Linked DNA regions of Homo sapiens: region 1 is linked to region 2. Evidence: chromatin contacts called from ENCODE Hi-C data. All regions are on one chromosome and are shown on one strand. The core of a region is the stretch at or near the end of the contact, and the rest is flanking DNA. Distances in the headings are between cores, read along the strand shown.

Evidence for each region. Hi-C counts contacts between places; a loop is a spot of excess contacts on that map. Pooled maps may share reads with other maps.
Region 1: a loop to region 2 is called in a map of ascending aorta, with 7 times the contacts of the local background. The contact joins the promoter of ZBED4 here to the promoter of ARSA in region 2. A Hi-C loop is called at or near these places in 1 of 168 maps with a recorded cell type or tissue (ascending aorta), 1 of 37 single-sample maps with no recorded cell type and 8 of 50 pooled maps.

The regions. Positions count from the first base shown.
Region 1 is chr22:49,850,933-49,856,227 of GRCh38, reverse strand. It overlaps ZBED4 (zinc finger BED-type containing 4), which reads right to left and starts at 2,384. Exons shown (of 2, transcript NM_014838.3): 1 at 2,239-2,384. It overlaps LOC105377205 (a long non-coding RNA gene), which reads left to right and starts at 2,716. Exons shown (of 5, transcript NR_188597.1): 1 at 2,716-3,792; 2 at 5,021-5,146. It overlaps LOC124905147 (a long non-coding RNA gene), which reads left to right. Exons shown (of 2, transcript XR_007068156.1): 2 at 942-1,726. RefSeq lists silencers at 1,737-2,026, 2,197-2,926, 2,947-3,036.
Region 2 is chr22:50,626,902-50,631,982 of GRCh38, reverse strand. ARSA (arylsulfatase A) reads left to right here and starts at 3,831. Exons shown (of 8, transcript NM_000487.6): 1 at 3,831-4,427; 2 at 4,577-4,817; 3 at 4,931-5,081. The coding sequence starts at 4,204. It overlaps LOC124905149 (a long non-coding RNA gene), which reads right to left and starts at 489. Exons shown (of 2, transcript XR_007068161.1): 1 at 1-489. RefSeq lists a silencer at 3,747-3,936 and an enhancer at 4,871-5,081.

The DNA of each region.
Region 1 (5,295 bases), core at 1,135-3,634, 770 kb after region 2:
TCCTGCTCCCCTCCGCCTCAGAAATGGCAAAGAGCTTATTTTATTCCTAACAATGCCTCCCAGAATTTGAACTACAAAAGCACATATCCAGTGATGACCAAGGAAGGGATCTGAGGTACTGCAGAATGTAGAAAAACCTAGGTGCTAAAAAGTGGGGAGCAGAAGGGCCTGGAAGGCTGGGATGCAGAGAGGCCCGAATCCTTGAAAGGGCTGAAGCCAGAGAGCTGCTGGAATCCACAGACACTAAAAGAGAAAGCCAAAACCAAACCGCTAAGGGGTGTCACGGGCTAAAGGCACAGTGACTTTCTTACACAGCCAAATGTAAATAAGAGCAATTCCTATAGGTACATTCTCAGGTCCTGAGATTTAAACAGTGAAGGAAACAACGTTGGTAAGGAAGGGCCAGCTTGGCCTCTACCCCAGGGCTGGGCAAAGCCACGCCCAGCTGTTTCACCTGCTCCCTCCTCTCAAAAGACAACCACCACACCAAAGAGAATGAGACCAGAAGCTAAAGCCAGGCAAAGAAAAAAACGCAAAACAAAGTGAAGGACGGCACTGACCACGGTCACTTCCTGCTCCTCATGCCGCCAGGAGTCCACTCCCCAGGGCTCCTCACCAAGGATCTGAGACACACACACACACACACCTTTCGCTAAAGAAGCTGCTTCTCAGCTCCTCTGCACACACACAGAAGTCAGTCCGCTCCCCTAGTAATTTTTTTAGTCTTTCTGCAAGGTGTTATGGACATACTTTGCACAGCTGAGTTACTCACTGTGTGTGTGGAGGGGGTTGGGGAGGAGGTAACCTTAAAGAGCAGAGGTTTTACATCCAACAACATCAACCACCTTATTCAGGAATTACCTGGACAAGAGTGTGTGTTGGGGGAGACCCTGTAACCACCTGTCAAGTGGACTAAAAGTCTTAGGTTTCTTTCCATATAGATTAACTGTGTCCTCACCTCAAAGACCGGGCCTCTGAAGCTTTTTCAAGATTCACAGAATCTCTCTTAACTTGTGCTAGATCTTTTCTTGAAAAAAAGCCAATCATGACAAGCAGATATAATCCGTTTAAGGACTACGGGAAGTGTGCAGCCTTGTACGGACGTCCCATTGGAAACCCTCGGAGTATGGAATCAAACTCCTGTAAACTTTCCTCTTGCAAAGTAACTTTGTTTAGTAATTGCAATTAATTCATAATCAAAATGTGGCTTATTCATAGCACTTAAAAAAAAATCCCAACCAAATCCTTCCTAGCCTCAATTTTGTCACTATGAATGACATACACAGAAAAAATAAAAAACATTTCTGTGTAAAAAGTCGCAGGATGCCCTTGCTTTACCAAACTGGCCTCACTATGAGGTCTGAATGGATTTCTAAAAACGTAATCTGATCAGAGTTAACTTCAAAATAAATAACTTCCCTTTCGACCAACACGAGAACACCAACAGAAGCTTCTGACGGCTCAGCTTGGCCGGGACGTGTTTCCACAGAGGTGCCCGGGTCTACCAGGGCCACCCGGAATAGAAAGGCGCAGAAGGGAGCCCGAGGGGCTGCGATTCTCTTAGCAACGAAGGCGGTGTGGGCCACACAACGGGACAAAAGAAGAAACAAAACTGACTGCGAGCTCATTTGGGTGTAGGAAAACCACTGCAGTCGAAAAACATTTGAAATTATGGTTCGCAAGGCAAGTTACATTTTTATTCATTAAATGTGAACGGTCATCCCCAGAACCACGTACAATAACCTGCCTCGGGGCGCGTCGCAAGGACCCGTCTGGGCTGAGACATGAAGCAGGGCCCAGGTGGCCCTTCCTGGAGGTGGGACGGGAATGACACGTCCAGAGAAGTCCCAGGGACGGGGCTCGCGGGGTTAACTCGACGTGGCCGGGACAGCGCGCTCCCGGCGGACCCGGGCGGCGCCCCGAGCCCGAGCCCCGTCCCGTCCGCCCGGAAGCAACGGCGCGGGCACGTGGGCCAGGCCGGGCGCCGACCCCCGGCACTCGGCCGCTCAGTCGGCGCCGCCCCCGCGCCAGCTGTCAGGGCCGGGGTCCGCGCGGGGGCGGGTCCGGGGCGGCGCCGGGCGGGGACCCCGAGGCCACGGAACCGCGCCCCCGCCCGCCTGGCCCCGGCCCTGGCCCCGGCGCGGCGCAGACAATGGCGCGGCCCGGCCCGGCCCCGGCGCGGTCCGCGGGGGACGGGGCTCGCGGCAGGCGGCGGGGCGGCGGCGCCCGCGCACTCACCTCGGCCCGGCCTCTGGGGCGGCTCCCGGCCGGCTGCGGACGACGGCGGCGCGGGCGGACGCTCCATTCATTACCGCGGCTTTGTCTGCCCCCGCGCCCCTCCCGCGGCCCCGCCGCCCGCCGCCCGCGACGCCGCCGGACGCTGCGCCCCTCCCAGGGCCCCGCGCGGCGCGGGGCGGGGCTGGCCGGGGGCGGGGCCGATCGGGGGCGGGGCCTACTCTCGCAGGCGCAGTGTCCGCGTACCCGCCCCGCCTCGTCCCTGGCCGGGCGGGAGGACGGAGCGCCGGAGGCCCGGCCGCTGGGGCGGGGTCGGGCGGAAGACGCAGGCGCAATGCGCGCTTCGGCTCCGCCCCCGGGTCCAGGAGGGCAAACTACGCAGGCGCAGTGGGCGCTCCGGCGCTGGCGGGCGACGGGAAGGGCTTAGGCGCTCTGGCTGGGCGGGGCGCGGGCGCCTTGGTTTCGTCCCGTGGCTTGGCAGTTGGCAGCGGCTCGGCGCGCACCCAACGGCCCACCGCGGGTTTCCGGGACGGCTAGCAGCGCGGTTCCCGGTCCCGCCCCGAACCCCCTTACCTGGCGCAGAGGCCGCTCAGTGCGGTGCGGTCAGGCCTCGTGGGCTGGGACCTAAGCCGTTGACCCTAAGGCGATCGGGGCTCCCCGCGCGGCCCCCCCGGGGGACGGGATTAACGCCTAAGCCCCAAGCCGGGTCGGCGGGAGGAGGGCGGCCCTCTGGGCGAGCGCGGGGCCGGGGCTGGCGGTGCGGAGCGCACGGGACTCGCCCGCTTCTCAGGGTCTGAAGGAAATGTGCACTTTTAATGTGTTATTTCCTAACACAAATGTTTGAGCAGACCAAATAAACTCTGCATGCTGAATGTGGCCCCGAGGTCCCCCGTTGGTGACACGGCTTTCGGCATTTTCTCGGCCTGAGTGTGAGAGTGAGAGGAGCCCGCGTGGCGGTCACCGGCTGGAGCGGGAGCGTGGAGTTATCACGGCCGCCTCTGCCCGGAGCCCGCCCCTGCCCCGCGGCTGTGCCCCTTCACCCGCACGCCGACTGTTCCAAAGTCCACGTCCAGCCTGCAGCCGGGTTTTCTATGGTGCCTGAGCTAAGAATGCTTTTCTCGTTTTTAAGAGGTTGGGGGAGAATTAAAACAGTATTTTAGCATATATGAAAAGTATATGACATTCAAATATCGGCCGGGCACGGTGGCTCACGCCTGTAATCCCTGCACTTTGGGAGGCCGAGGCGGGTGGATCACCTGAGATCAGGAGTTCGAGACCAGCCTGGCCAACATGGAGAAACCCCGTCTCTACTGAAAAAAAATAAAAAATTAGCCAGACGTGGTGGTGGGCTCCTGTAATCCCAGATACTCGGGAGACTGAGGCAGAAGAATCGCTTGAACCCGGGAGGCAGAGGTTGCAGTGAGCCGAGATCGCGCCACTGCACTCCAGTCTGGGTGACAGAGCAAGACTCCGTCTCCAAAAAAAAATTAAATTAAAATGTCGGTTTCCTAAGGAGTTCAACTGGAACACCACCATGCTTGTTCATGTAGTTAAAAGGTAAACTGCTTTACCTTCCACCATAGCTATGGAGTTGAGACCAGGCACTGACACCCAAAAAGGGCTCCCTGTTTCTTTCTTTTTCTTTTTTTTTTCTTTCTGAGACAGAGTCTCGCTCTGTCCCCAGGCTGGAGTGCGGTAGCGTGATCTCGGCTCACTGCAACCTCCGCCTCCCGGGTTCAAGCGATTCTCCTGCCTCAGCCTCCAGAGTAGCTGAGACTACAGGCGCTCGCCACCACGCCCAGCTAATTTATGTATTTTTAGTAGAGATGGGGTTTCACCATGTTGACCAGGATGGTCTCGATCTCCTGATCTTGTGATCCGCCCGCCTTGGCCTCCCAAAGTGCTGGGATTACAGGCATGAGCCACCGTGCCCGGCCTGGGGATCCCTGTTTCATTCAGAGTGGAGGCCAGTGTTCTCAGGCCTGCTCTGCCCCTGCCATCCCCTCATCAGATCTGCAGCAGCCCCCAGCCTCCTTGATGCTTGCTTTGGGGTCTTCGCACTGACTTCTTGTCTGCCTGGACTGCTCTTCCCCTCTGCCAGTGTCAAGCTCCCAGACGGCTGCCCATATGTCAGCATAGTGGGAGGCTCTCCGGGGCCATGCTCTAGGAAGTAACACTGCGCTCTCCTCATCCCCTCTCCGGGCTCTGACACATCTGACACACTGTATATGCCTGTGTCATGACTGCCCCCCAACAGCCTCCTGCTAGAATCAGTGGGAGGGGGGACTTCTTTGTTGTATGTGCTGAGGGAGCATGCCCAGTGCCGAGAGCAAGGCCCCCTACGCTTTGTGGAGTAGGTTAATGGGGCCCCACAATTGCCTGGCACTCATGTGCAGAAATAGAAGATTCCTGGGGCCAAAGAGCAACAGCTCTTCCCAAAGGGGCCTGCCGGTGAGTGAGTGAGTGCAGGTTGACAGGTCCCTCCTAGTGCCTTCCAAATTGTGCAGGGCAGCCAGGTGCGGCCTATTCTCTGGCCCCTCACAGGAAGATACTGTTTTGTATGTCGGGTGGCCCTTGGACTAAGTGCCCAAATGGGGCACCCTGGAGCATGGAAGGGCACACTAGACATCATGGGGCCAGGACCCAGCATCAACTGGGACTGTTTCGGCAAGCCAGTACCCCATGCCTCCACCAGCTGCAGTCCATTCATTTAATCTTTGATGGGCACTTTCTGTGTGCCCAAGATACAATATCTTATTTTTTCTTTTTCTTTTTTTTTTTTCAGTCTGCAAGTGCTTGGTACATACACAGATGGTATTTATTTGCTGTTTGTCTTAAATTGCATTCTTATGCATCATAGAGACTGCGATAAGGAGAAGAAAAAATATTTTCTACAGGACCATCCAAACATGTAAGTGGCTTTTCATGGGACAGTTTCCCATCACGGGAAAGACATAAGTCGATTCTTAGTCATCCAGAGTGTCAGTATCTTATTTTTTCATTCATCTGAACCAAAGTGTGACATCCCAGGGCCAGGTGTTTTATCTGAGTTCCATGCAC
Region 2 (5,081 bases), core at 2,582-5,081:
AGGCAACAAACATTGGGATGACAAAAGCCCCTTATGGATGGGCCTGAGGAGAGCAAAAACCACCTGGCGACCATCAAACATCAAACAGGCCCTCCGAGGCAAAACTCCTTATCTGGGGAAAATCAAAAGTAACTAAACCTCCCTATTATCTAAAGCAGGCATCTGGTTCCAGATTTCTTCCCCCAAAAAACGTGTAAGTAACTATAATTTCTATGTGTCTCCAGAATACCATGACGAAACTCACTGTACAACCGTCGCTGACATTAAGGCACCAAAATTACTATAAATGTAATCATTTATCATGACTTACGTGGCTAATATGGTCCAAATTACTGTTAAGCCTCCACTTTAAGGCCTATAAATGCCCTTAAGGAGAAATCCACCCGGCGTACTCAGTCCTCTTGCTGAGGCACCTCATTGCACTCTTCTGCAGCATTCTAATAAACTTTCTTTCTTTTCTTTTTTTTTCTTTTTTTTTTTTTTGAGATGGAGTTTCACTCTTGTTGCCCAGGCTGGAGTGCAATGGTATGATCTCAGCTCACCACAACCTCCATCTCCCAGGTTCAAGCGATTCTCCTGCCTCAGCCTCCCAAGTAGCTGGGAATACAGGCTCCCGACACCATGCCCAGCTAATTTTTTGTATTTTTAGTAGAGATGGGGTTTCATCATGTTGGCCAGGCTGGTCTTGAACTCCTGCCCTCAGGTGATCCACCTGCCTCAGCATCCCAAAGTGCTGGGATTACAGGCGTGAGCCACCGTGCCCGGCAAACTTTCTTTTTTCTTTTTTTTTTTGAGACAGTCTTGCTCTGTCTCAGCTCACTGCAACCTCCGCCTCCCAGGTTCAAGCAATTCTCCTGCCTCAGCCTTCCAAGTAGCTGGGATTACAGCCACGCACCACCACACCTGGCTAAGTTTTATACTTTCAGTAGAGACAGGGTTTCTCCATGTTGGCCAGGCTGGTCTCAAACTCCTGACCTCAGGTGATCCACCCACCTTGGACTTCCAAAGTGCTGAGAGTACAAGCATGAGCCACTATGCCCGGCCAAACTTTCCTTTTTCAAACCTATTGTCGGTAAACTCTTTTTACCAACCCGCAAGTTGACCACCACTCCCAGTGCCGGGGCTCTGACAGCTCGCCTGGCAGGGACTTCTTAAGACAAACTAAAAGCTTGACACATTCAGAACAAAAACGGTGCTGCTTAAAATATTAAATGTCTTGGGTTCCCAACCATTTTCAGACTGACCACAAAATGTGACCTGCGAGTCACTACCTCGGATTGGCAGAGGCCAAGAGAGTGCTCCTGAGGTAGGAGGTGGGACTTAGTTGACCCAGTTGAGGATTGGCTAAAACAGGGTTGGGGCAATAGCAGCTTTCAGTCAGATATGCCCGCCACTGTGCCATGTCAGTTTACCATTGCCATGGCAACACCCAGGAGTTGCCACCCCTTTCCATGGCAATGACCCAATGATGACTACTCCTTCCCTAGAAACTTCTGCATAAACCATCCTTTAATCTACATGCAATCAAAAGTGCGTATAAATGTGACTGCAAAACTGCCCTGAGCTGCTACTCTCAGCCTACGGGGTGGCCCTGCTCTGCAGGAGCAGTCACAGAGCTCTAACGCCACCTGTTCAATAAAGCTGTTTTCTTCTACCTCTGGCTTGTCTTTGAATTCTTTCCTGGGCAAAGCCAAAACCCTCACTGGCTAAGCTCCACTCTGGGGTCTGCCTGGCCTGCATCATTCCCACTCGCTCACAACTCAAGCTTTCAAGGACATCAAAAGAGAGGAGAATCTCATCCAGTTTTCAGTTCAGGGACCCACAGCAAAGTCTGTCTAACTAGACGCATCCGATCAGAGCTGCAAAACTGACTAGCCTGCAGGACGGCCCCAAGACGGGGTTTACAGGGGTTTTAGGCCTGTGTTCTACCCTCTTTATGACAGAAAAACACAGAAAGACAAGAATGAAAGACGACTATTTCTGGGGAAAAAAAGCAATCAAACAATATGAATACAAAACTAATCACATAAATACATTTCTCTCATTAAAACTTTGAAGAGGAAAACAAGGTAAACAGACATTTTTACCGTCGGCTTGACAAGATTCCAGAGAGGCCGGGAGCCTGGCTGCTAAGACCTTCTTACCCTTCTTTCTGCCAGCTTGTCGGCTCCTGGGTTCCCCTGACGGAGGCTCCCAGGAGAGTGACTTTAGTTATCCTACCGACTGCACCAAAACTGTAGGAGCCTAGAGAAAAACTTTTCTGCATTCTGAGTTCACAGAAAATCAACTGACAAAAGCCAGGTTAGTAAGAAAAAAGGCATACAGATTTATTCATGCACACAGGGAGAACCAGAGTGATGACCCCAACCTCCCAATGGGGTTCGGAAGCTTATATACCATCTTGAGGTTACAGAAAGAACATGGGCTCAAAGTATGGCCACAGTTTATGGTGGAAAATCAGGTGACCAGTGGCAAGACCGGTTACAGGAGGGAGAGCAGAGGAGGCCTGGCTAGCAAAGGTGGCCTTGTTCTACAGATGAAACCTCACAGGTAGCAGCCCTGAGAGAGAACAGATGGTGAATGTTCCCTTCAGGCCTTTAAAGGCGTCAGACTGTTACTCTTCCCAGATCAGGCAAGGAGGGCCTCAGAGGAGGCCTGGCCGCATCAGTGTAGATTCTCTCCACAGATGCAAATCTCCCCCACAAAAGACAGCTTTTCAGCTATTCTTCTATTTCCAGTCCTTCTGAGTAACTGTCTTGAACCGTGTCAAGGAAATATATTTGGAGGTGACATATTGTGTTTTCCTTCAAGATCAAAAAGGTTAAGTCCAAGGCTGCCCAACGAGGGAGCGAGGACCCAATCACGTTGTCCTCAGATGAGTTTTTCCCCAGCAGCGTAACCCTGCAACAGGCCAGACTGGACCCCAGACACACATTCCACACCACACCACGCCTCCACCACCACACGCACACAACAGACACACCCTAAACACCAGACACACACACACACCTCAACCACCGCAAACACACATACGCCACACCTCTAACACCACACACACCCAACACCACACACATACGTGCCTCAAACACTACACACACCTCAACCACCATACACCTCAACCACACACACCCCTCAAACACCAAACACACCCCTCAACCACACACACACACCCCTCAAACACCACACACCCACCTCAAACACCACACACACATATCCCTCAAACACTACAAAAACACACACACACACCTCAAACACCACACATGCACACACACCTGAAACACCACACACCTGCCTCAAACACTCCACACACACCACACACAGACACGTACACAGCCCCCCGCACCCAGCCACAGCTTACACGCACACAGACACGCGTACGCAGGAGAAAGGGTGTCAAAGCTTTTGCTAGTCGTGAAGGAAGAGCCCGCAGTCCATGGGGCTGCACGGTTTTCCCTGCCATTTGCTCATTCACCGGGTGCCCATAACGCTCCGCGCTCAGGTCTCTTACAGGAGGGCCCGAGTCTCCCAGTACCGGAGGTCTGGGGGCGCACGAGCCGCTCCTCCTCTGGAGAAGCTCCGGACCGAGAGGACACCGGACACTGCGCAGCGCCGAGCCCCGCGCGCAGCCCGGGACGCCTCAGCCAGGGCCGACCGCGCAGAGGAAGCTCCCAGAGCCCGTTTCAAGACCGCAGCCAACAGCCTCAGGCGCACACGGCGGCCTCGGAGCGAGCACGCGCAGCAACGCCCCTCGCCCCGGCCCGCCCCCGGCCCCGCCCCCGGCCCCGCCCCCGGCCCCGCCCCGCAAGGGTCACAGGTCACGGGGCGGGGCCGAGGCGGAAGCGCCCGCAGCCCGGTACCGGCTCCTCCTGGGCTCCCTCTAGCGCCTTCCCCCCGGCCCGACTCCGCTGGTCAGCGCCAAGTGACTTACGCCCCCGACCCTGAGCCCGGACCGCTAGGCGAGGAGGATCAGATCTCCGCTCGAGAATCTGAAGGTGCCCTGGTCCTGGAGGAGTTCCGTCCCAGCCCGCGGTCTCCCGGTACTGTCGGGCCCCGGCCCTCTGGAGCTTCAGGAGGCGGCCGTCAGGGTCGGGGAGTATTTGGGTCCGGGGTCTCAGGGAAGGGCGGCGCCTGGGTCTGCGGTATCGGAAAGAGCCTGCTGGAGCCAAGTAGCCCTCCCTCTCTTGGGACAGACCCCTCGGTCCCATGTCCATGGGGGCACCGCGGTCCCTCCTCCTGGCCCTGGCTGCTGGCCTGGCCGTTGCCCGTCCGCCCAACATCGTGCTGATCTTTGCCGACGACCTCGGCTATGGGGACCTGGGCTGCTATGGGCACCCCAGCTCTACCACTCCCAACCTGGACCAGCTGGCGGCGGGAGGGCTGCGGTTCACAGACTTCTACGTGCCTGTGTCTCTGTGCACACCCTCTAGGTAAAGAGGGGGCCGCGCCTCTTCCCCGCCCCGACCCTCCATCCCTTTCCTCCCAATGGATTGCAGGGGGGCGGGAAAAACGTCTGTCTCTCTCTCTAGGGAAGGCCACATTTCTGTCTGTCTCAGGGACTCTGTGACTTGTCCCGCAGGGCCGCCCTCCTGACCGGCCGGCTCCCGGTTCGGATGGGCATGTACCCTGGCGTCCTGGTGCCCAGCTCCCGGGGGGGCCTGCCCCTGGAGGAGGTGACCGTGGCCGAAGTCCTGGCTGCCCGAGGCTACCTCACAGGAATGGCCGGCAAGTGGCACCTTGGGGTGGGGCCTGAGGGGGCCTTCCTGCCCCCCCATCAGGGCTTCCATCGATTTCTAGGCATCCCGTACTCCCACGACCAGGTAGGAACCACCCGGGCCCTCAGCCACCCTCCCACCTCCCAAAGTCCCCCAGCCCTTGATGCTCCCGCAGCCCCACCTGCCAGCCCAGCCCTCACGGCAGCTGCCCGCCTCAGGGCCCCTGCCAGAACCTGACCTGCTTCCCGCCGGCCACTCCTTGCGACGGTGGCTGTGACCAGGGCCTGGTCCCCATCCCACTGTTGGCCAACCTGTCCGTGGAGGCGCAGCCCCCCTGGCTGCCCGGACTAGAGGCCCGCTACATGGCTT